Linked DNA regions of Homo sapiens: region 2 is linked to region 1. A link is a loop called in an ENCODE intact Hi-C map of the cell type or tissue named here. Cell type or tissue: A673. All regions are shown on one strand. Each heading gives the region's core, and the rest is flanking DNA. Links, peaks and the distances in the headings are about the cores only.

What was found. Hi-C counts contacts between places; a loop is a spot of excess contacts. Peaks named below come from ENCODE experiments on the same cell type or tissue, not always from the same donor. Only the 100,000 strongest peaks of a DNase experiment are listed, where the experiment ranks them.
Region 2: a loop joins it to region 1, with 8 times the contacts of the local background. A loop is called at or near these places in 15 of 110 quality-filtered maps.

Annotation. Positions count from the first base shown.
Region 1 is chrX:20,064,319-20,075,294 of GRCh38, forward strand. It overlaps MAP7D2 (MAP7 domain containing 2), which reads right to left. Exons shown (of 17, transcript NM_001168465.2): 2 at 410-487. Among named protein-coding and RNA genes, the nearest start is that of MAP7D2, 47 kb to the right of the region's middle. In A673, for the core only: CTCF peaks have their summits at 49, 3,051 (motif pointing left) and 3,250; DNase peaks (open chromatin) are centred at 3,033 and 3,573.
Region 2 is chrX:19,378,450-19,389,425 of GRCh38, forward strand. It overlaps MAP3K15 (mitogen-activated protein kinase kinase kinase 15), which reads right to left. Exons shown (of 29, transcript NM_001001671.4): 19 at 1,671-1,828. Among named protein-coding and RNA genes, the nearest start is that of PDHA1, 40 kb to the left of the region's middle. RefSeq lists an enhancer at 4,569-4,628. In A673, for the core only: a CTCF peak has its summit at 4,490 (motif pointing right); a DNase peak (open chromatin) is centred at 4,502; H3K27me3 peaks cover 566 bases.

The sequences.
Region 1 (10,976 bases), core at 1-8,000:
GTCCTAAAATATAAAATGACTCAAGTGCTGATTTTCTCAGTTCTCCTGAGGATGGCCCTTTTAGATTCCCAAGAGAGAACCTGAGGGAGTGTACACAGTTGACACTTGAAGGTGTTAGGACTTCCTTAGATCAGGGGCAGCGACTGTTTCTCTTTCTTCAATATCGTAACTGCAGACCCTAACACAGTGGCTAGAACACAGCAGAGGTTCAATGTTTGCCGAGTGAACTATTCTGAAAATTACCTATTTGTGAACATGCCAGTTGCAGTGTAGGTTCACGCCTGATTCTTCATGTTCATCTAGCAACTGTCCTAGTTCCCATTCATTCACAAATTTCTAAGAATCTTCAGAAAAGACACCACCATATCTCCACTCCCTTGGACCAAAATAGCCAAAGTGCATAACTTACCCAGACATTTTTCTCTTTCTTCTCGTCTTTCTTTGGCCAATCTCTGCCTCTCATCTGATTTCAAAAATCCCTCCATGCCTACAAAGGAGAAAACTAGATTATGTTTCAGTTCTTCACTCTTTCCCTATCTGCTAAGTACTATAGGCAACTGGGCATGGCACCCGAGTCTGACTGCACGTGCACATCATCCATCTCCATCACTTCAACCAAAGGAAGTCCAATCTGTCACTCTCCATGACACACACAGCTGAGGGGCAGCAGCTACCACTTTCGCATGCACCTGCCAAGCTGTCCTGTAGTTGGGCCAACATCAGCCCCAGAGGACAAAGCCCCTTCCTTAATCCTTTGCCCCCAGGCAGACAAGGGGTCAGAAAGTACAGTAAGTGACAGACGGGCCTGGCAGTGTGCAGAGAAGCCCACTAGGCCTCGTCTAGTCAGGCTCCCAAGCCTGAAGCAGGACCACCTGGGGGAGAGGAGAAGCACAAAAATGGACAAAATTTTGAATACTGCTCATTACACAGACACTGAACATTTTACTTTTTTTTTTTTTTTTTTTTGAGACAGAGTCTCACTCTGTCGCCTGGGCTGGAATGCGGTGGCGCGACCTTGGCTCACTGCAACCTCTGCCTCCCAGGTTCAAGCGATTCTCCTGCCTCAGCCTCTCGAGTAGCTGGGATTACAGGTGCGTGCAACCACGCATGGCTAATTTTTGTATTTTTAGTAGAGATGGGGTTTCATCATGTTGGCCAGGCTAGTCTCAAACTCCTGACCTCAGATGATTCGCCCACCTTGGCCTCCCAAAGTGCTGGGATTACAGGTGTGAGCCACCATGCCCGGCCTACTTTCTGAAAGGAGCCAACGTATGAGCTCCTTGGGTGAGCACTATGAAAGACAACACTCAAGTTCAATTTTGGTTCTGCCAAGTTTGTGCCAATGTCAATCTTAGTATCTTAGAATCATCCAAATATCTACAACAAATAAGATGGAACAAATGACAACTTCCCCGAAAATGTCTGAGAAATATCCCTGGAGCTTTTCATCTCCAACCAACCCCTGCAGAACCCTAAAGGGCTTTCTAAACAAAAGATTAAATGGATCTTCATGATCATTTTAGGATTACAAATAATTTACTGCACTCTGTTACAACTGGACCCAGTATATTATGTATATAATATTTAAGCACACCATTCTTTTTTTTTTTTTTTTGAGACGGAGTCTCGCTCTGTCGCCCAGGCCGGACTGCGGACTGCAGTGGTGCAATCTCGGCTCACTGCAAGCTCCGCTTCCCGGGTTCACGCCATTCTCCTGCCTCAGCCTCCCGAGTAGCTGGGACTACAGGCGCCCGCCACCGCGCCCGGCTAATTTTTTGTATTTTTAGTAGAGACGGGGTTTCACCTTGTTAGCCAGGATGGTCTCGATCTCCTGACCTCATGATCCACCCGCCTCGGCCTCCCAAAGAAGCACACCATTCTTTAGAAGTCAGCTTTCATGTTAATATAACCAGGTTCACTTCCCCAGCATCTGTGCCTTCCTCTCTGGGAGCATCACAAGTTGGCATCATAGTGTGCCTTGCTGCCACAGCAACCTGTGCTTCTTCTAAGGAGGTTCCTGCTGCTGTCCAGGAGGGAGGCCTGAAGGCCTGGCCCACAGTGTAGGCAGTGGGAATGAGGAAGGGGGATGGCGTGACAAACACTGGATTGTCATGATTCCCCACATACATCTGGTTTTGCAGCCTAGATTAAATATCAGGGATATTAAAATGAGATAAGTACTAGAAAAATCCAAGTGCCATTCTTCATTTTGTTTTTGGTCATCTCTTAATCATTATGACACTATCAACAATATGAACGTCATCAAAAATTTAAAGGCCAACTCCTCAGCTCATTCCAGCCACCCCGCAATCTGACTCCAAACTCTTTTCCCAACTTTACCTCAGCACTGCCCTTTCTCCCATGCACCTTCTAGCTCATGCCATCCTTTATTCTACCCTGCTCCATCTGTTTAAACCCTGCCCATCTTCAAGACCCCCACTGTCCCCCAGCCCTATGATGCTCTGTGCTCCCACATGGTTTGAGGACTCTTATTCTGCTCTCTCTGTAACTCAGTCTCCCCTGGTGTGTTCCAGAGCCATGTGTGGCTGATGCAACTCTGGGTCTATACAGCTCCGGCCACTGTCCCCTTACATGGTGGCACCAATGCATGCACACAATGCTCAGAGGCAGGTGTGAAGTTAGTGGAAGGGGAACAAGCATAGAAAATCAAGTTTCTTTTTTCTCTAAACACAGTCAGGTTCTAGTGTCTACCTCAAGAGTCTGATTAATAAGAATTAGTTCTGTGTGAAAAGTTACAAAGAAAAGCCTAGGACGCCTAGACAGACGCTCTCATTGGCACCTACACAAACTCACCCACCCAGGCAGGGCCTGAACCTAGCTCTGTACTGCCCATGCTGCCCTCTAGGTGTTCATGGGCCTGCTCCGTATCTAAAGTAAGCCTGAAAATGGCTGAAAGCGCTCTTCAAACAGAGGGAAAAAAGAAAAACAGAGAAGAAAAAGGGCCAAACACACTTGAAACTGCCCACATTACCTTGAGGCTTTACAGAGGCTGCTTGTTCCACAGACATGCATGATTTTAGGCTGCCCTCTCATGGACACACATGAGAGTCACACCTTCAAATCATCTTTCCAGAAAATCTTTATTATCATGCTCACAGTCATCATCACCAGCATCATCATAATAAGAGGTAATAACTGAGCAGTTCCCAAGGACAAAGTGCACTGCTCAGACTTTCTCAGCCCAACCACCCTATGATGACAGAGGTGCTGTGATGATCCTTGTCTTACAGGTGTAGAAACAGAGGCACTTGAAGCCAGATTCCAATGCAAGAAACTGGCTTCAGGACCCACTTTAAAAACCATTAAATTTTTTTTTCCTAATCTCTCACATCTGGCGGAAAGGACCCACATTCTCAGTTACCGCTTTTCTGTGCTGCTTCCCTGGCACGGGAAGAAATGTAACACCTTAGTCTTAGTGCTGTAACGAAGTGATGCATGCAGGGAACAAATCTTAACCTGGCCCCAAGAATGAGCTTGCAAATCTAAAGAGAAGTCAAGTGTGACTCATTAGAGCAGTATGAAGTAAGCAGTACTGTGAGCCAAGCGCTGGCCCAGCTGGACACAGATGTGGCTCCTGTCCAGGCAGGCTAATTAGCAGCTTCCTCCTCACACTAGTGGTTTGAAAATGTTTGCTCAGCAATGTTTTAGGGCTGATGCTGGGTGGGGAAGGGGTTACAGAGGACCCTGGGGGAAGCTGTAAGGCCTCTCCTTGCTCATGCCACAATGCATGGCCGTCTCTTTCTTTTTTAAATTCAGTTTTATCCCACTGAAAGGGGTGGAGTGACTCAAACAGCCCAACATGGGCAATGTGGAATCTCTGTGTTCATTTGGTAGCCATGAGCTATACATGGCTATTTAAATTTCATATCAAAATTAAGTACAGTTACAGTTCAGTTCTTTAGTCACACTGGGCACACTTTAGGCGCTTAATAGCCACATGTGGCTGGCGGTTACCACCCTGCAGTGAGAAGCCTGGCAGCTCCCTCCTGTGATTCTCTCTCTGCACGTCTAGCTGCTCTGGGGCACATGTGGATAAGGAAGTCTGAGTTCAGTCGGGATTGAGATTTACTGGATGAGTAAAGCTTCTTCCACACAGCATCTGCTTCTTCTGCTTAATTGTTGAGCAAACATTTTGAGAATATCCATTCCAAGAGAAGCCAAATTAACTCATCTCCAGCTTCCACCTTCTGACTCTACATGTTTCTCCCAAAGGCTGTCAAAAAGCCCTTGAGCTCATTCCGAGGTAAGGAGGGCTGGAGCACAAACCATGGCCTCTAACAAATAAACCAGTTATTACCAAAACACAGCCAGATTTAAACCAGAGGAATTGAGGTAGATTACTGTGAACACTAACACCAGGAGATGCCCTCTAAAGACACAGTGTATCCAAGAAGTAATGCTTGATATGGTTTGGCTCTGTGTCCCCACCCAAATCTCATCTTGAATTGTACTCCCATAATTCCCAGGTGTTGTGGGAGGGAACTGGTGGGAGATAATTTCAATCATGGGGGCAGTATTCCCCATACTGTTCTCATGGTAGTGAATAAGTCTCACGAGATCTGATGATTTTATTTCTGCGTTTGCATCTTCCTCATTTTCTCTTGCCGCTGCCATGTAAGAAATGCCTTTCGCCTCCCTCCATGATTCTGAGGCCTCCCCAGCCATTTGGAACTCTAAGTCCAATTAAACCTCCTTTTCTTCCCAGTCTTGGATATGTCTTTATCAGCAGTGTGAAAATAGACTAATACAGTGCTGAATTCAGTTCCAAAAGAAAGTCTTTATGTATGGCCTGAAATCCTAAAATGTCTAACTTTCCTACCCAATCATCCTTTGTCCATGTGCCCTATTTGTGTGCATTTATCATCTTTTTTTTATCTTTTTGAGACAGGATATCACTCTGTTGGTTGCCCAAACTGGAGTACAGTGGCACGATCATTGCTCACTGCAGCCTCCAACTCTTGGGCTTAAGTGATCCTCCCACCTCAGCCTCCCACGTAGCTGGAACCACAGGTATGTGCCACCATGCCTGGCTAATTTTTTTATTTTTCAGTAGAGACAAGGTCTCCCTATGTTGCCCAGGCTGATGTTGGAACTCCTAGGCTAAAGCAATCTTCCTGCCTCAGCCTCCTAAAGTGCTGAGATTACAGGCATGAGCCACAGTCTATGGCCATCTCTTTCTTTTTTTAAAACCAGGGACCCAGTTTTACCTTTGAACTCCATAAGAACTTATGGAGAACAGATCCATGCCTACATGCTTGCCAGGGGTTGAGAGGGTAGGGGTGGGAGGGAAGTGGATGTCTATAAAAGGCATCATGAAATGTACTCTGTCTTGATTGTATCAGTGGTAACATTTTAGTTGTGATACTGTTCTATAGTTTTGTAGGATACTACCACTGGGGGAAACCAGGTAAAGGGTACATGGGCTCTCTCTGTAATTTTTTTTTTTTTTTTTTTGAGACAGGGTTTCACTCTGTCACCCAGGCTGGAGTGCAGTGGCACAATCAGCTCACTGCAGCCTCGAACTCCTGGGCCCAAGCAATCCTCTCACCTCAGCCTCCCATGTAGCTGGGACTACAGGCATGTGTCACCATGCTTGGCTTTTTCTTTTCTTTCTCTTTTTTCTTTTTGAGACGGAGTCTCGCTCTGTTGCCCAGGCTGGAGTGCAGTGGTGCGATCTTGGCTCACTGCAACCTCCGCCTCCCGGGCTCAAGCGATTGTCCTGCCTCAGCCTCCTGAGGAGCTGGGATTATAGGCATGCGCCACCACGCCTGGTTAACTTTTGTATTTTTAGTAGAGACGGGGTTTCACCATGTTGGTCAAGCTAGTCTCAAACTCCTGACCTCGTAATCTGCCCACCTCGGCCTCCCAAAGTGCTGGGATTAAAGGCATGAGCCACCGCGCCTGGCCTCGGCAATTTTTTTCTTATTTATTTATTTATTTATTTATTTATTTATTTATTTATTTGTAGAGATGCAGTCTCACTATGTTGCCCAGGCTGATCTTGAACTCCTGGCCTCAAGTGGTCCTCCTGCCTCAGCCTCCCAAAATGTTGGGATTACAGGCATTAGCCACTGCACCCAGCCTATAATATTTCTTATAGCTGCGTGTGGATTGACAATGACCTCAAAATACAAAAGTTTAATTATTTTTTAAAAAAATCTGGCCCAAATGTGAAGCCCTGGGAAGGACCTAAAGGGGATACCCTCTCAGAGATGCCCTACCCAGGAGAAGGACAAAGAGCACCCATGTCAGAGCCACCCCTTCCCCACTGTTGATGCAATAATGTTTCCCAGGGCAACAGCATCCAGGCAAACTTGCAACTCTGAAACAGAGGTCTTTTCCTGGGCAATTAATTCCTACAAAAAAATTGGAATAAAACAGGGATACTGAGCAGTCAAACAACTATCTTATGTTAACAGAAAAGCATAAAATCTCATACTTGACTGAGATCCTACTATCCCTGGGCTGCAGGAACACATTTTTAAAAACTAATTTTAAAATGAATTTTATTAGCTTGAAGTACTCTCCTATAGAATATTAATGACCTGATATTAGTCAATTATTCATGGTAAGAACCACTATCAAAATACAAAGTTTTAAAGGGAAGCCAGCTGTGTTCAACTTTGAAAAATTAATCACATTAAATGAATTTTAAAATAACCTTTCCGATCACACTCAGATTTGTGCAACTGCAATGTCCAGAAAAAAAGGGAAGGAGGAATGAAGAGCTCATCCAATAGGAAATACAATGAAGGGTCCTCACCTCCTCTGGGGAGCCATCCTGATCCCTTCAAGGGGTTGCCAGGCATCCTCTGCTCTGTGGACTCACAGGCACTGTTTCCCACCTTAATGGTCACTCTTGGTTGCACTGTGATGATCTGTTTAAGCATGTGGAGACCACCGCTTCTCAACTTTGGCTATACAATGGAATCACCTGGAGAGCTTTCAAAAATATAGATGCCTGGGTCTCCCTTCAGATTCTGATCTAGTCAGTCTTAGGTGTGGTTTAGGCACTGTTGCTTTAAAAGCCCCGCGTGTGATTCTAATGTGCATCCAGACCTGACAACTGTCCTAGCCCACTGCTCACCACACTTGAGCATGCATCAGAACCACCTGGAGGGCTTGTGAAAATGACTGCTGGACATCACCTCCAGAACTTCTGATGGAGTAAGTCTGGGGTGAGCCAGAGAATCTGCCTTTCTAACAAGCTTCCAGGTGAGGCTGACACTACTGGTCCAGGGCCCACACCTTGAGAACCAGTGTTCTAGATTATGGTGATTCTACAGGGCAGGGCCCTCCCTGTGGCTACTCTCTGTATGACAGAGCTCAGCAGAGTGAGCCCCAAAACAGTCTGCAGAAGGAATGACTGATCACCTGCCACATTCCTCCACAGTGTTTACCTTTGCCAAGGTTGTTACTGTCCTACATGCTACTGTCTAGGTCTGTTTGTTTTGTTTTGTTTTGTTTTGTTTTCCGTGGAGGTGGAAGGCAGGGGCAGGGGGACTGGGTCTTACTATGCTGCCCCTGGTTGATCTTTAACTCCTGGCCTCAAGCAATCCTCCTGCCTCAGCCTCTCCAGTCGCTGTGATTACAGGTGTGCACCACCCTGCCAGGCTTTGGGTCTTTTCATTTGACCCTTGTCCTCTAAACTCTTGTCTTATCTCTGAATCTCTGGCACCCTAAAGACTGGGAGGGACTCAAAAAGTTGCTGAATCAAAGGGCCACGAATATTATGTCCCATTGATGGAAACCTCCCAATTTGCAGAATATTTTAACCTCATACCAGAAGTGTCTATAAAAACAACCAACATTTTAAGGCATCTTTGTACCCATTTTTCTGCTAGAGTTGTGGGAGGAATACAAGGGTAAAGAAAGGAAGGCACTCCATGAGCTGCTCCCCATAGCCCCACCCCCAACACACACACAGATTAATCTTTCCATTGAATTCCATCAGTGCTCTGATTCTCACAGACCTTTTTCCTCTTTACTTCACATTCGGGTCCTTCCCTCTCTCATTCACCACCCTCAGGCACAGGAAACTCTACCCTCCCGATGCCCTCTCTCGCCAACCCTCCCTTTCCAGTCCATCCATCAGGATACAAGCTTCTTAAGGGCAGGGCTATGTTCCATTTCTTCTTGTAGCCCCCAAAGGGCCTAGCACAGTGTTTTGTGCACAGTAAGCACTCAAGAAATGTCAAGTTCATGAAGGGGAAGCAGTAACATATACTGAGCACCTCAGTTTTTGTTCTGTCTTGGCCTCCAGGGGATTGGAGGATCCCACCCACGTTGAGGGTGGATCTTCCCCCACCTAGTCCACTCAGACTCACACACCAATTTCCTCTGAAAACACTCTCACAGACACACACAAAAATAATGCTTTACCAGCTCTCTAGGTATTCCCCAATCCAGTCAAGTTGACACTAAAAATTAACCATCACACTGGATAAATATAATATGGCGTTATACATCCATACAATGAAATAATGTTCAGCCATAAAAAAGGAATGAAGGGGATGGGAGACATTGTGAAACACTACTAATGGGTTCAAGATTTCTTTTGGGAGTGATGAAAATGTGATGGTATTTTAGGCAGTGGTGACAGTTTCACAACATTGCGAATGTACAAAATGCCACCAGATTACACTTCAAAATGATTAATGTTATTATTAGTAAATTATATTGCAATAAAAGAATTTGTAGTGCTCCCCCCCACCCCAAAAAAAGCAAAATACCAAAAACCACATCAGGGAGTGTTCCACAACAAGGCTTAAAATCCAGAGCCTAGTTGATCTTATCTGCGGCCTTCTCCCAAATCTTCTAGGTTGCCTGTTTTTCCTTTTCATCCCAAATATCTAGATGATATATCTGGTTCCAAAGGCAAACCTATGTGGTACATGTGAGTATGTAAAAATCATATATATTTCTATAAAGTATCTTTGTCACACAATCCCAACAGCTTTGTTATTAATTATACTTTGTAAAACTGGGGAGCAAAAATAAATGTTAGCAAGTTGGAAGAAAAATGAGTGTTTATTTTTAAAAGGGGATGAAAAAAACTGCCAATAAATGATAAATGTGTTGTGATAAACAGCTGCTGTGATGGTTACATGAAATGTGTGGGAAGAACTTCCCGTATAATAAATGCTCATTAAATGTTGCTGGCCATTATTTTTAGAGGGGTTCTTTTCTTTTCTTTTTTTTTTTTTTTGAGATGGAGTCTCGCTCTGTCACCCAGGCTGGAGTGCAGTGGCACAATCTTGGCTTACTGCAAGCTCCACCTCCCAGGTTCACACCATTCTCCTGCCTCAGCCTCCTGAGTAGCTGGGACTACAGATGCCCGCCACCACGCCTGGCTAATTTTTTGTTTTAGTAGAGATGGGGTTTCACCGTGTTAGCCAGGATAGTCTCGATCTCCTGACCTCGTGATCCGCCTGCCTCAGCCTCCTAAAGTGCTGGGATTACAGGCGTGAGCCACTGCACCCGGCCCATTTCTTTAATCTAGAAAATAACCCACCGGCCGGGCGCGGTGGCTCACGCCTGTAATCCCAGCACTTTGAGAGGCCGAGGCGGGCGGATCACCTGAGGTCTGGAGTTCGAGACCAACCTGACCAACATGGAGAAACCCCATCTACTAAAAATAGAAAAATTAGCCGGGCATGGTGGCACATGCCTGTAATCCCAGCTACTTGGGAGGCTGAGGCAGGAGAATCACTTGAATCTGGGAGGCGGAGGCTGCGGTGAGCCATGACTGCGCCATTGCACTCCAGCCTGGGCAACGAGAGTGAAACTCCGTCTCAAAAAAAAAAAAAAAAGAAAGAAATGGAGACTTTAAAACATCAAGTGACCCACCCATCCAATGTCCTATTAAGTGGGAGGAGTCTAATTATCTCTCTGACTTTTAATCCAGTGTGATTTCTTCTGGACTCTGCTGCTCTCCTGGGAGAGAGGAGGTGGGGTCAGATTCAGATCAGTGAAAGGCAGGAGTTGGAAATTCCAGGCAAGGGTAATGATTTATGCAAAAATATGCTAGAAAATAATAAAGCCTGAAATCCAATTGAACTTTTCAATCTTGCAAGTGGAAACTGAAAATCAACTGACAGAATCTAGAACCTTTTTCATTATTGCATGAGGGTATATTGTTTTTGTTCGGAAAGCATCACATACTCCCGCCTCATATTTTTCATTTAAAACCTCAAAACCAATTACAATCCCATAAGGTCACTAAACTTCCCATTTAAATTTCTTTCAGTGTAGGGCTAAATCTCAATTCTCTCCATAACTCAGGATGAGTGCTTTAATACAATGGACTTTTGATGAAAACCAACAGCGAAATTGTGTAGCAACCTAATTTTTCTTCAAAATGAAATTCATAACCATTAAAGGCACTCTGAGAACATCAACAAAACAACCCTTAACAGTGTTAAAATGAGGCCAGGCGCGGTGGTTTACTCCTGTAATCCCGGCACTTTGGGAGGCTGAGACAGGTGAATCACCTGAGGTCAGGAGTTCAAGACAAGCCTGGCCAACATGGTGAAACCCCGTCACTACAAAAAAATACAAAAAATTAGCTGGGTGTGGTGGTGTGTGCCTGTAGTCCCTGCTACTCAGGAGGCTGAGGCAGGAGAATCACTTGAACCTGGGAGGTGGAGGTTACAGTGAGCCAAGATCGTGCCACTGCACTCTAGCCTGGGTGACAGAATGAGACTCCATCTCAAAACAAACAAACAAACAAACAAAAACAGTGTTAAAATGAAGGTTTAATCATACCAGCATACAATGTGCAAAAAAAGAAAACCCTAAAAAGTCAATTTAATGTATGATTGGCACTTTCAAAATCCCAAATCATGAAATTTCAGGTGGAACAGCTCTGAGGCCCCATTCAACCAGAGATGAGACTGCTCCATCTCTCTCTCCACCAGAAAGAGAACTCTGTCTTTATGTTCTTGGCTTTTTCC
Region 2 (10,976 bases), core at 1,180-9,179, 680 kb before region 1:
AGAAGGCACCTCTTCACAGGGCGGCAGGAGAGAGAATGAGAACCAGCAAAGGCGGAAGCCCCTTATAAAACCATCAGATCTCGTGAGAACTCACTATCAGAAGAACTGGATGGGGGAAATCACCCCCATGATTCAATTATCCCCACCGGGTCCCTCCCACAACACGTGGGGATTATGGGAACTACAATTCAAGATGAGATTTGGGTGGGGACATGGCCAAACCACATCAAGCCCCTTACATGTTTCTAAGCATACATGAGGCCAGAAGCTGCACACCCAACCTTGGGTACACCGGGGTGTCCTGGCATCAGCTTCCCGTGAGGTCACAAGGAAGGACATCCCTTTCCACAATCTTGGCTGCTCGGCGGTAAAACCCCCACCCGCAATGCTCAATCTGCACTATGTTGGCCCCAGTACATGGGCTGCCCTTCCTGTTAGCTCGGGGAGGGTTGTTGGAATGATAAGGGATATATTTACCTGATAGCCCAACTCCCACCTCTCCAGAAGCCAGTCAGAAACCTGTCCCCCAAAGGCACAGATCCCACATGGCCTTTGAGCCTTACCCACTGTAAGAGCAAACATGAAGGGAAACTAAGGGGCTGGATTCTCCCTGTTGAAAATAAAGGGAAAGGACCCTCCCCCACCCTGCCCAGCTTTCTTAGAGCCTTGACTTGAGAGAACTTATAACTTTAAGGTTCTTTCTCTGTCTCTGAGATATACGTGAATCTTTTAAACGGCTAAATAAGACTCTTGCCAGAAATGTCTTTTGCAAGGACCTGGAAGCCATCTCTCTGAAATGTAATCATCAAAGAAGATAGGGCCTCTATCTCCTAGTTTCCTTTTTCTTTTTTTTTTTTAAACCTGTCATCTTTTATTAATGTTTTCATAACTCTGCTCTCCCAGAAATAGGAAGGTAGGTTTCTAACTTTGATGGTGGCTTCACTCCAAAACTACCTACTGTCTTAAAGATATGAGAAGTTTAGTGTTTTTCCTTTTTTTTTTTTTTTTTTTTTTTTTTGAGGTAGTGTCTTGCTGTCACCCAGGCGGGACTGCAGTGGTGCAATCTCGGCTCACTGCAACCTCTGCCTCCTGGATTCAAGCGATTCTCCTGTTTCAGTCTCCCGAGTAGCTGGGATTACAGGCATGCGCCACCACGTCCAGCTGATTTTTGTATCAGAGACGAGGTTTTGCCATGTTGCCCAGGATGGTGTCTAACTCCTGACCTCAGGTGATCCACCCATCTCGGCCTCCCAAATTGCTGGGATTACAGGCGTGAGCCACCGCGCCCGGCCTATATTTTCCTTTGGATGAAGCCAAACAGTGAACACCAATGGTCCCCCCAATCACCAGGTGAATCTAAGATGAGCTCCTTGTGACAAATGGCACCACCAAGTTGTCTTACTTGAGGACTAGTTACGGTTTCTCTTGAGAACACAGATGTCACGGGTTGTGTCTGCTCGGCTCTATGAAACAGTGAGATTGCTTTCCATCTTTGCAGTCTCAGTGGATTGCCTGTGATGCACCTCGCATTCTGGTTTAATGCTTATCCAATAATAAAACTGTTTCCTTCTCTCCTACCTTTGTGGAGAGGTTTTCTGGATTGGGAGGAGACTTTGTTTTTAATTCTACTTCCCAACCACGCCCAACCTCAATCACGAAGCATGACTTACTTTGAACATGGCTGCCTGCGGCTCACCAAGCTCATGGAACGGAGGCTTGCTGGTGGCCATCTCAATGATGGTGCAGCCCAGGGACCAGATATCGGCTGGGGCACCATATCCGCGAGGCCCTTGGTCAATTATCTCAGGTGCCATGTACTGCAGGGTGCCTATTTGGAAAACAAACAAACAGGCTGTGGGTACCATATTGCTCAGAAACTAAGTGGCCTGTAGTCCCAGCTACTCGGGAGGCTGAGGCAGGAGGATCACCTGAGCCCAGGTGTTGGAGACCAGCCTGGACAATGTAACAAGACCTTGTCTCAAAAACAAAACAAAACAAAAAACCCACCACTAACTGTGAAATGAATGGCTTCACAAATGGCAGATGGAGTCTTGTCCCATGCATAAATAATATGGTTGCTTCTTTTTTTTTTTTGAGACAGAGTCTTGCTCTGTCGCCCAGGCTGGAGTGCAGTGGCGTGATCTCGGCTCACCGCGAACTCCGCCTCCCGGGTTCAAGCGATTCTCACGCCATAGCCACCCAAGTAGTTGGGATTAGAGGCACACACCACCATGCCCGGCTAATTTTTGTATTTTTAGTAGAGACGAGGTTTTACCATGTGGGCCAGGCTGGTCTCTCTGACCTCAGGTGATGTGCCTGCCTCAGCTTCCCAAAGTGCTGGGATTATAGGCGTGAGCCACTGCTCCTGGCCTGACTGCATATTTCTTTGAGCAGAGGCATGCAACATGCCTTCCTTTAATACTAACCACGTGGAGAGAGGACTGCCTGGCCCATCAAAGGACAAATGGCGCAATTCAGTCAGCACATATTAGTACATGCCAAATACAGGGAAGCCAGAACGTGAGAAACACAGCCTGATGGTAGGGAGGTGCCTAGTGGAGGAGACAAAGACAGAATGCTGGCAGCGGTGGCAGTAATGGCAAAATGTGGTAGGTGCTAGGACAGAGAAATACACAGAAGGCTGCAAGAGCATTAATAAAATAGGGTTTGACTCTCTGCCTGGTTCGGGTCAGGAAACACTATGGCTGTGTCCATTTGGGCCTCTGAGGAGTAAAATGCCAAGACGAGATGAGACATATGAGAGATTTATTGGGGAGAAGGTCTCTGAAGGACAAAGCGGGAGGGAGCAGGGTGGGCAGGGCCGGCTGCGGACCACATGGCAGGTGCAACACCTGGGAGCGGAGAGGAAGGCAGAATCAGGAAGAATCTGGGATGGGAGAGCAGCCCGGAGAGGGCTTCAGCCAGGCTGCTGGGGAGTCTGCAGCCCCAAGTCATCCACTGGAGGAGTCCCACCTGGGTTCTAGCACCCCTGCCAGGCTCAGGCCTTGGTGGGGAGCAGCCTGGGTAAAGTGTAACTTTGCTGGGTTGGTAGCCGGGGCTGTCAGGGAAGCAGGGTCCTGCTGCGAAGGCTGGAGGGCTGGACAAAGGGGATCATGGGTGTGAGATAGACAGCGGTCCGGGGAACAAGCGATGTCTGACACGGGGCAGGGTGTGGGAATAGTTAAGGAGGCAATGGCAAGGGCACAGGCCCAGTGGCAAGCAGGGTGGGCCCAGGGCTCTGGCTTTGGACGTGCTCTTGTGGGAGACAGCACACGGGGAGGTCAGTCAAGGGCTCTGCGAATAACATCCTTCGTTTTCCTTGAAACTCAGCCTGTGCAAAGGGGACGTGTGTGAAAGTGACAGCAGCTCCTGGGGGCTGGCAAAGAAATTTAGAAAAAGACAGCAAAGTCAGAGCTCTGACCTTGGCCACGCATGAATAGAACACTGAAACCCAGAGAAATTCAAAGGCCTATCTGAGGATTACACAACTAAAGGTTTAATCAATGAAAGCAGGGCCGGGCATGGTGGCTAACGCCTGTAATCCCAGCACTTTGGGAGGCCGAGGCAGGCGGATCACCTGAGGTCAGAAGTTCGAGACCAGCCTGGCCAACATGGCGAAACCCCGTCTCTACTAAAAATATAAAAATGCAAAAATTAGCCAGACATGGTGGTGGGTGCCTGTAATCCCAGCTACTCGGGAGGCTGAGGCAGGAGAATCCCTTGAACCTGGCTCGCAGTGAGCTGAGATCGCATTACTGCACTCCAGCCTTGGCGACAGAGCGAGACTCAGTCTCCAAAAAAAAAAAAAAAAAAAAAAAGGAAAGCAAAGGGCGCACTGGCTATAAAGAAAGTTTGGAGAAACTACCTCCTGTGTCCCCCTCTGGAAGATCCTATGTCTTATTAGCATTCTTTAAATACTCTAGGGGCAGCTGTGACGGATGGAATGTCCTGCGCTGATGGCAACGTTCTATCCTGTGTGGTTAAATATGGTAGTCACTAGCCTCATATATTTGACTGTTGGGCCCTTGAAATGTAGCTAGTGAGACTGAAGAAATGCATTTTTAAGTTTTAATTGTATTCAATTACAAGTGACTTAAATATAAACTTAAATATGAATTGGGTTGTATCAGTGAGCACAACAGATCGATGAGGAACAAATGATGGCTTTGGTCTCCAGAGCTGATGCCCTGGCGGGGAAATGTTCAGTGAGTTGCAGAGTTGGGCAACATGGCAGCGCATTACACTTGATGCCCTGTTAGGAAATCCCAGAGCCCCAAGAAGGGAACATCCGATGACACAATATCCCCTATGGGCTCTTGCTGCTGTAACAGAGGGAGAGGTCTTGGCAGGGAATGTGCCTTCTAACGAATCCCTAATTGAGGAAGGATCCGATACTGTGCTGCTTATGAAGCTACCCTCTCTCAGCTCTGCTCTGTGATGCTGAGTCTGGGACTCTGCTTCGCCTGCAGCTCCCCATTAGGCTCCGCAACCAGGTGGCGCTAAAGAGAGACCCTGGAAGGATGCGGGAGGAAGCGGAGACCTGCTGTGTGCTTGCTGTGGCCCTAAGCTTGGCGTTGGACCCTCAGTCGGCCCCAGTCTCCCGCTGTGTGTCACCCCGTACTTCCAGAACCAGCCTCATCTTGCCCCTCAGAGGTACCTGCTCCAGCCTGGTGACACTCCCTCCGAACAAGTTCTAATCTCACCCTCCCATTTGACCCCCAAGCCCCAGGGGTACAGGCTTCCTGATACCTCAGGGCCTCCCTTTCTGCCTTTCTGGTTTTTGGTAACCAGCAAACAGTTATTTCTATTAAATTCTCTCCATGGAAATAACTGGGGTTATTTTTGTTTTTCTGCCTGGACCCTGACTAATATAATCACTAAATTTATTTCTTCAAAGAGCAAGAGAATACATTTATAGATGTATCCAGCAGTAGAAAAGAAACGCTAAACCAAACATCAATGGCTAATTGGCTCTGGTCAAATAACTGTCCATCCTGGTACAATTATTTCCTAATTGAAGCCTATTTAGTCTGCTTAATTCTAAATTTGGAGATTTTGCACAGCAAAGGCAACAGTCAGCAAAGTGAAGAGACAACCCACAGAATGGGAGAAAATATTTGCAAAATACCCCTCTGCCAGGAGATTAGTCACCAGAATATATAAGGAGCTCACACAACTCTATAAGAAAACATCTAATAATTAGATTTTTAAAAATGGGCAAAACATCTGAATAGACATTTCTCAAAAGAAGACATTTGTAAATGGCCAACAGGCATATGAAAGGGTGCTCAACATCCCTAATCATCAGAAAAATGCAAATCAAAACCACAGTGAGATAGCATCTCACTGCAGTTAAAATGGCTGATATCCAAAAGACAGGCAATAACAAATGCGGGCGAGGATGTGGAGAAAAGGGAACCCTCATACACTGTTGGTGGGAGTGTAAATTAGTACAACCACTATGGAGAACAGTTTGGAGGTTCCTCAAAAACCTAAAAATAGAGTTATCATAGGATCCGGCAACCCCATTCCTAGGTATATACCCAAAAGAAAGGAAATCAGTATATCAAAGAGATATCTGCACCCGCATGTTTGTTGAAGCACAGTTCACAATAGCCAAGATTTGGAGGCAACCTAAGTGTCCATCAACAGATGAATGGATAAAGAAAATGTGGTACATATACACAATGGAGTACCATTCAGCCATTAAAAGAATGAGATCCTGTCATCTGCAACAACATGGATGGAACTGGAGATCATTATATAAAGCGAAATAAGTCAGGCATAGAAAGAGAAACATTGCATGCTCTCACTTATTTGTGAGAGCTAAAAATCAAAACAATTGAACTCAGGGACATGGAGAGTAGAAGGATGGTTACCAGAGGCTGGGAAGGGCAGTGGGGACTGGGGGAAGGTGGGGATGGTTAGTGGGTACAAAAAAAAATAGAAAGAATGAATAAGATCTAGTATTTGATAGCACAACAGGGTGACCATAGTCAATACATTTTGGCTGGGCATGGTGGCTCATGCCTGCAATCCCAGCACTTTGGGAGGCCGAGGTGGGTGGATCACTTGAGCCCAGGAGTTTGAGACCAGCCTGGGCAACACAGCGAAACCCCATCTCTACTAAAAAAGTACAAAAAATTAGTCAGGGTTGGTGGTGTGCACATGTAGTCTCAGCTACTTGGAAGGCTGAGGTGGGAGGATCACCTGAGCCCATGAAGTTGGGGCTGCAGTGAACTGAGATCACGCCACTGCCCTCCAGCCTGGGCAGATGGGAGTGAGACCTTGTCTCAGGGGAAAAAAAAAAAAAAAAAAAAAAAAAAAAAAACTGTACATTTTAAAAAACTGAAAAGAGCATAACTGGATTGTTTGTAACACAAAGGATAAATGCCTGAGGTAATAAATACCTTATTTACCCTGATGTGATTATTACACATTGTGTGCCTGTATCAAAATAGTCTATATACCCCATAAATATATATACCTGCTATATACCCACAAAAGTTAAAAATAAATTTGCAGATTTTTAAAAATATGGAGCCATGGTGAACAGCACTCTTTCTAAAGGCAAGGATTTAATAATGACATTCATATTAGTTATTTACTGCTGTTTAAGAAATGATCCCCCAAATCTATCAACTCAAACAACAAATAGTTAGGTCTTACAGCGTTTCTAAGGGTTGAAATCCAGCAGCAACTAACTAGCTGGGTGGACCTGGCTCAGGGTCTCCCAGGAAGTTGCAGTCCAGATGTCAGCTGGGGCTACAGTCATCTGAAGGCTGGACTGGGGCTGGAGGATCAGTTTCCAAGCTCACTAAGGATAGAGCTAGTGGGGGGCTTCAGTTTTTCATTACATGGGATCCTCCATAGGACTGGTTTGAGACATGGCTTCCCTCAGAGAGACTGATCCGAGAGAAAGAGGAATGGCACACTGCCTTTTATGACCTAGTGTCCAGGTCACACACCATCACTCCCACTTCTTCCTATTCATCAGAAGCAAGTTGCTAAGTCCAGTCCACATTCAACGGGAGGGAACTACGCAAGGGTGTGACTATCAGGAGGTAGGGATCATTGGGGGTCATTTTGGAGGCTGCCTGCCACAAATCTGACTCCTGGTGAGCACTTGATGGCTTACCAATTGTCTCCACATAGCCTTGTCCATCTGACTCAAACGACTCTGGAAGGTTAGGCAGAGGAAGCACTATCTACCATTATTCCTACTTTACACAGGAGGCAACTGAGGTTCAGAGAGGCTAAAGGATTCGCTTAGGCTAGAACCCATATCTTCTACCTTCAAGTTCAGAACTACACACCATGACATCACTCATCCATACACTACATCAAGAAGAAGCGCTGCTGGAAAAAAAAAGCTGCCTGAATAAGAGTAGCACGTGTAAGGATTTCCAAAGCCATATTGGAGCATCTTTCCATGTAACTGGAAGGTACAGGGCACTAATGGAAAACTGGGTGCTCCATTTTATTCACTACTGTATTCACAAGGTAACCATCCACTCTCAGAACAGCTAACAGAGAGAGATAAATGCACACAACTATTTCAGATACTCAAGGGAACACTCCCTGGCAGGATGCATGTTGGGTGTGTACATCAGCTAACCCAAAGGCTGGATTCTGTCAAGAAAACCAAGTGAAGATGGCATTGTGGGGCATCTGAATCACGCACAAATCCTGGAAAATTGGGTTTCCTTCAATCTGGCTCTCATAGGCCAGGCACGGTGGCTCACACCTGAATCTCAGCACTTTGGGAGGCCGAAGCAGGTGGATGGCTTGAGGTCAGGAGTTCAAGACCAGCCTGGCCAACATGGTGAAACCCCGTCTCTACTAAAAATACAAAAATTAGCCGGGCATGGTGGCGTGTGCCTGTGGTCCCAGCTACTTGGGAGGCTGAGGCAGGAGAATCGTTTGAACCCGGGTGGTGGAGGTTGTACTGAGCCATGAACGCGCCACTGCACTCCAGCCTGGGCGACAGAGTAAGACTCCATTTCAACAAAACAAACAAACAAACAAAAATCTGGCTCTCTTGGGGCCCCATATGCTCCCTAACCTATATTTCCTCCAAGGTATGCCCTACCACACTGGTCACTGGTCACAGCCCACTACGGCTCTTAGGTACCTACACCAGTGCAGTGGTGCAGAGTTCAGAACAAGGTGACCAAGAGACCCACAGGCACTGACTCAGCCCCCCTAGGGCACAAAATCCACTGGGGACTCCTGGAGAATTGTCCAATAGGATTTTCAGATTACCAGCAAAGAAGACACACAGCAGAAGACACAAGTTTATAACCGAGGCCCAGGGACCTTCTAATCTGATCAAGGGGCTGAGAGAGTTGACAGAGTAGTTTAGGGGGGTGGTGCTGAGACAGCTTCTTTAGAGAGAGCTATGCTGGGCTGCCTACCCTCTCCCAAGTTACAGGATTTGGGGCAGGACTGTCCCCAAAAGGGCGTGGGCCCAGGGCAACTCAAGCCACTCAATACCAACTTATGATCATCACATCTTCCACAGGCCCTTGGAGATACCGTTAGAGCCTAAATTTCAAGATTTCATATTAATCAAGTACAGAAAAGAAAAGTAAGGTACGATTTTCCCATAGTCCAGGGGACTACCCTAGTTGACCTGACCAAGGGATAAGCCTGGTGGAAAGGTGGCGCCACTTGTTCCTAACCCAAAGCCTTTGAAGGGGGCTTCACTGAGCGACTCAGCTCCATGTGTATGTGTTCCTGTAGGTAAATTACACAGTGGACTGGCACCCAAGTGAGCAAAGGTTAACTTCCAGCAGCAGACAGGGGGCTGTAAGGTGTGGGGATACTGCCACACCCTCTCAACAGTGGGCTGAAGCTGCTTGAACTCTGGACACCAGATGGGGGACCCTATTACAGAAATACTGCCTTAGGGTTTATCTTTTATTTGTATTATTTATTTGATTGATTGACTGATTGACAGGGTCTCATTCTGTCGCCCAGGCTGGAGTGCAGTGGCACAATTATGACTCACTGCAGCCTCATTCTCCTGGGCTCAAGTGATTCTCTCACCTCAGCCTCCCGAGTAGCTGAGACTACAAGTGCGCACCACCACACCCAGCTGATTTTTATATTTTTGGTAAAGACGGGGCCTCACTATGTTGGCCAGGCTGGTCTCAAACTCCTGGGCTCAAGCGATCCTCCCACCTCAGCCTCCCAGAGAGCTGGGATTACAGGCGTGCCCAGCATATGGTCTTCTTAAAAGGAATCCTGGGAGTCTCTCTCAGAACCTATTCTGGTTCCAGGGGCTGCCCAATAAAAAAATAAAGAAAAAAGAAAAGGAATTCCTGCTCAAACGCAGTCCTCCACGATCTGAATCCCTCAACAGAAAGAGATGGAAGGAGGAGGTGATGTAAGGGGTAAATAACTGGGAGGAGGGGGCTGTCAGCCAAAGGACAGGCCCCTGCCCACGACACAGGAGTTACATCCAGAGGGAGCCAGCGAGGGAAGATAACTAAACATCAGCCAGGCCCACAGCACGCAAAGCCAGCTTCCAACAGTGCTAGTCAAGTAACAACTTTCCCTGCCCCTGTCCTCTCCTTCCTGCAGCTGGTGATTAGGGAGAAAAAGACAACACCCAGCTCCTGACCACAGGTCGCTGCCTGCAGGGAGACGGGAGAGGGGTCTGACTTTTGAATGAGGACCAGAGCGTTGATCAGTATCAGCCTGAATCTTTTTTTTTGAGACAGGGTCTTGCTCTGTCACCCAGGCTGGAGTGCAGTGGCACAATCGGCTCATGCAACCTCCGCCTCCCGGCTTCAAGCGATGAGTCCTTTTTAATTCCTGAATTCAGACTGTGTGCGCTCCTTCAAGTGTCATTATGACTTTCTCTGTTATGTAAGGGTGGCTGGAAAAGTCAAAGGAAAGAACTCCCGCCCCAGGCAGGATGAAAAGTGGGAGAGAAAAATCCAGTGGCTTTTGTGATTACACCCTTTGAGTCCAATGGGTTCAACACGTTAGTTACACACACAAACTCAGTTCTCTCAAAGGCTCCTTCCAGCTCTAATAACCCATGACTTCTAAGTACAAGCGAGTATTTAATTAGCAAACACTTCAATTGCACTTGCTATGTGCCAGGGACCAGTCAAAGCACTTCATCAGTAACTCACTTTACCCTCATAAAAACCCTATGAGTAGGTACAACGAGCATTTCTATTTTACTTACGAAGAAACTGAGGCACATGGAGGTTAAGTAATATGCCCAAGGTCACACAGCTAGCAAGTGGTTGGGCCAGGATTTGAACCAACGATGTTTGCAGCCAGACGAGAACAGACTTCCTGTCCCGAGTTCTCCCTCTAGGTATCTACCCAAGAAGGCTGAAAACACATGTTCACACACGCTTTGTATGTGAATGTTCACAGCATCATTATTCGCAGTGGCCAAAAAGTAGAAACAATCCCAAATGACTGTTAACTGGTAAACGGATGAACAAAATGTGGTTCTCCACACAATGGAATGCCATTCAGCCATGAACAACAACGAAGTACCCATACACACCACTGCATGGAGGAACTGCAAAAACAGGACTCAACGTGCAAGAAGCTACATGCAAAACCCCACATATTGTATTCATTCCAAGCATATGAATATCCACAACGGGCAAAGCCACACAAACACAACAAAGCAGATGAGTGATGAGCTGGGGCTGGAGTGGGAATGGGGATGAGTACCAAGGGGCACGGGGTCTGCTAGGTCCAGACACTGGATCGTGGTGATGGCTGAGCAACTCAGTAAATTTACTGAAAACCAAAGAATTGAGTACTTCTAATGGGTGCTTTGATGATATGTCAGCTATACCTCGATAAGGCTGCTAAAAAAAAAAAAAAAAAAAAGGCAGGGCTGACCCTGGCTATAACAGCCCTTCCTCCTGTTCTCGCAGGTTCCTATGTGTGGGGCAAACCCTTCAGAGGAACACAGGGAGGGAGGGCTCCAGGCC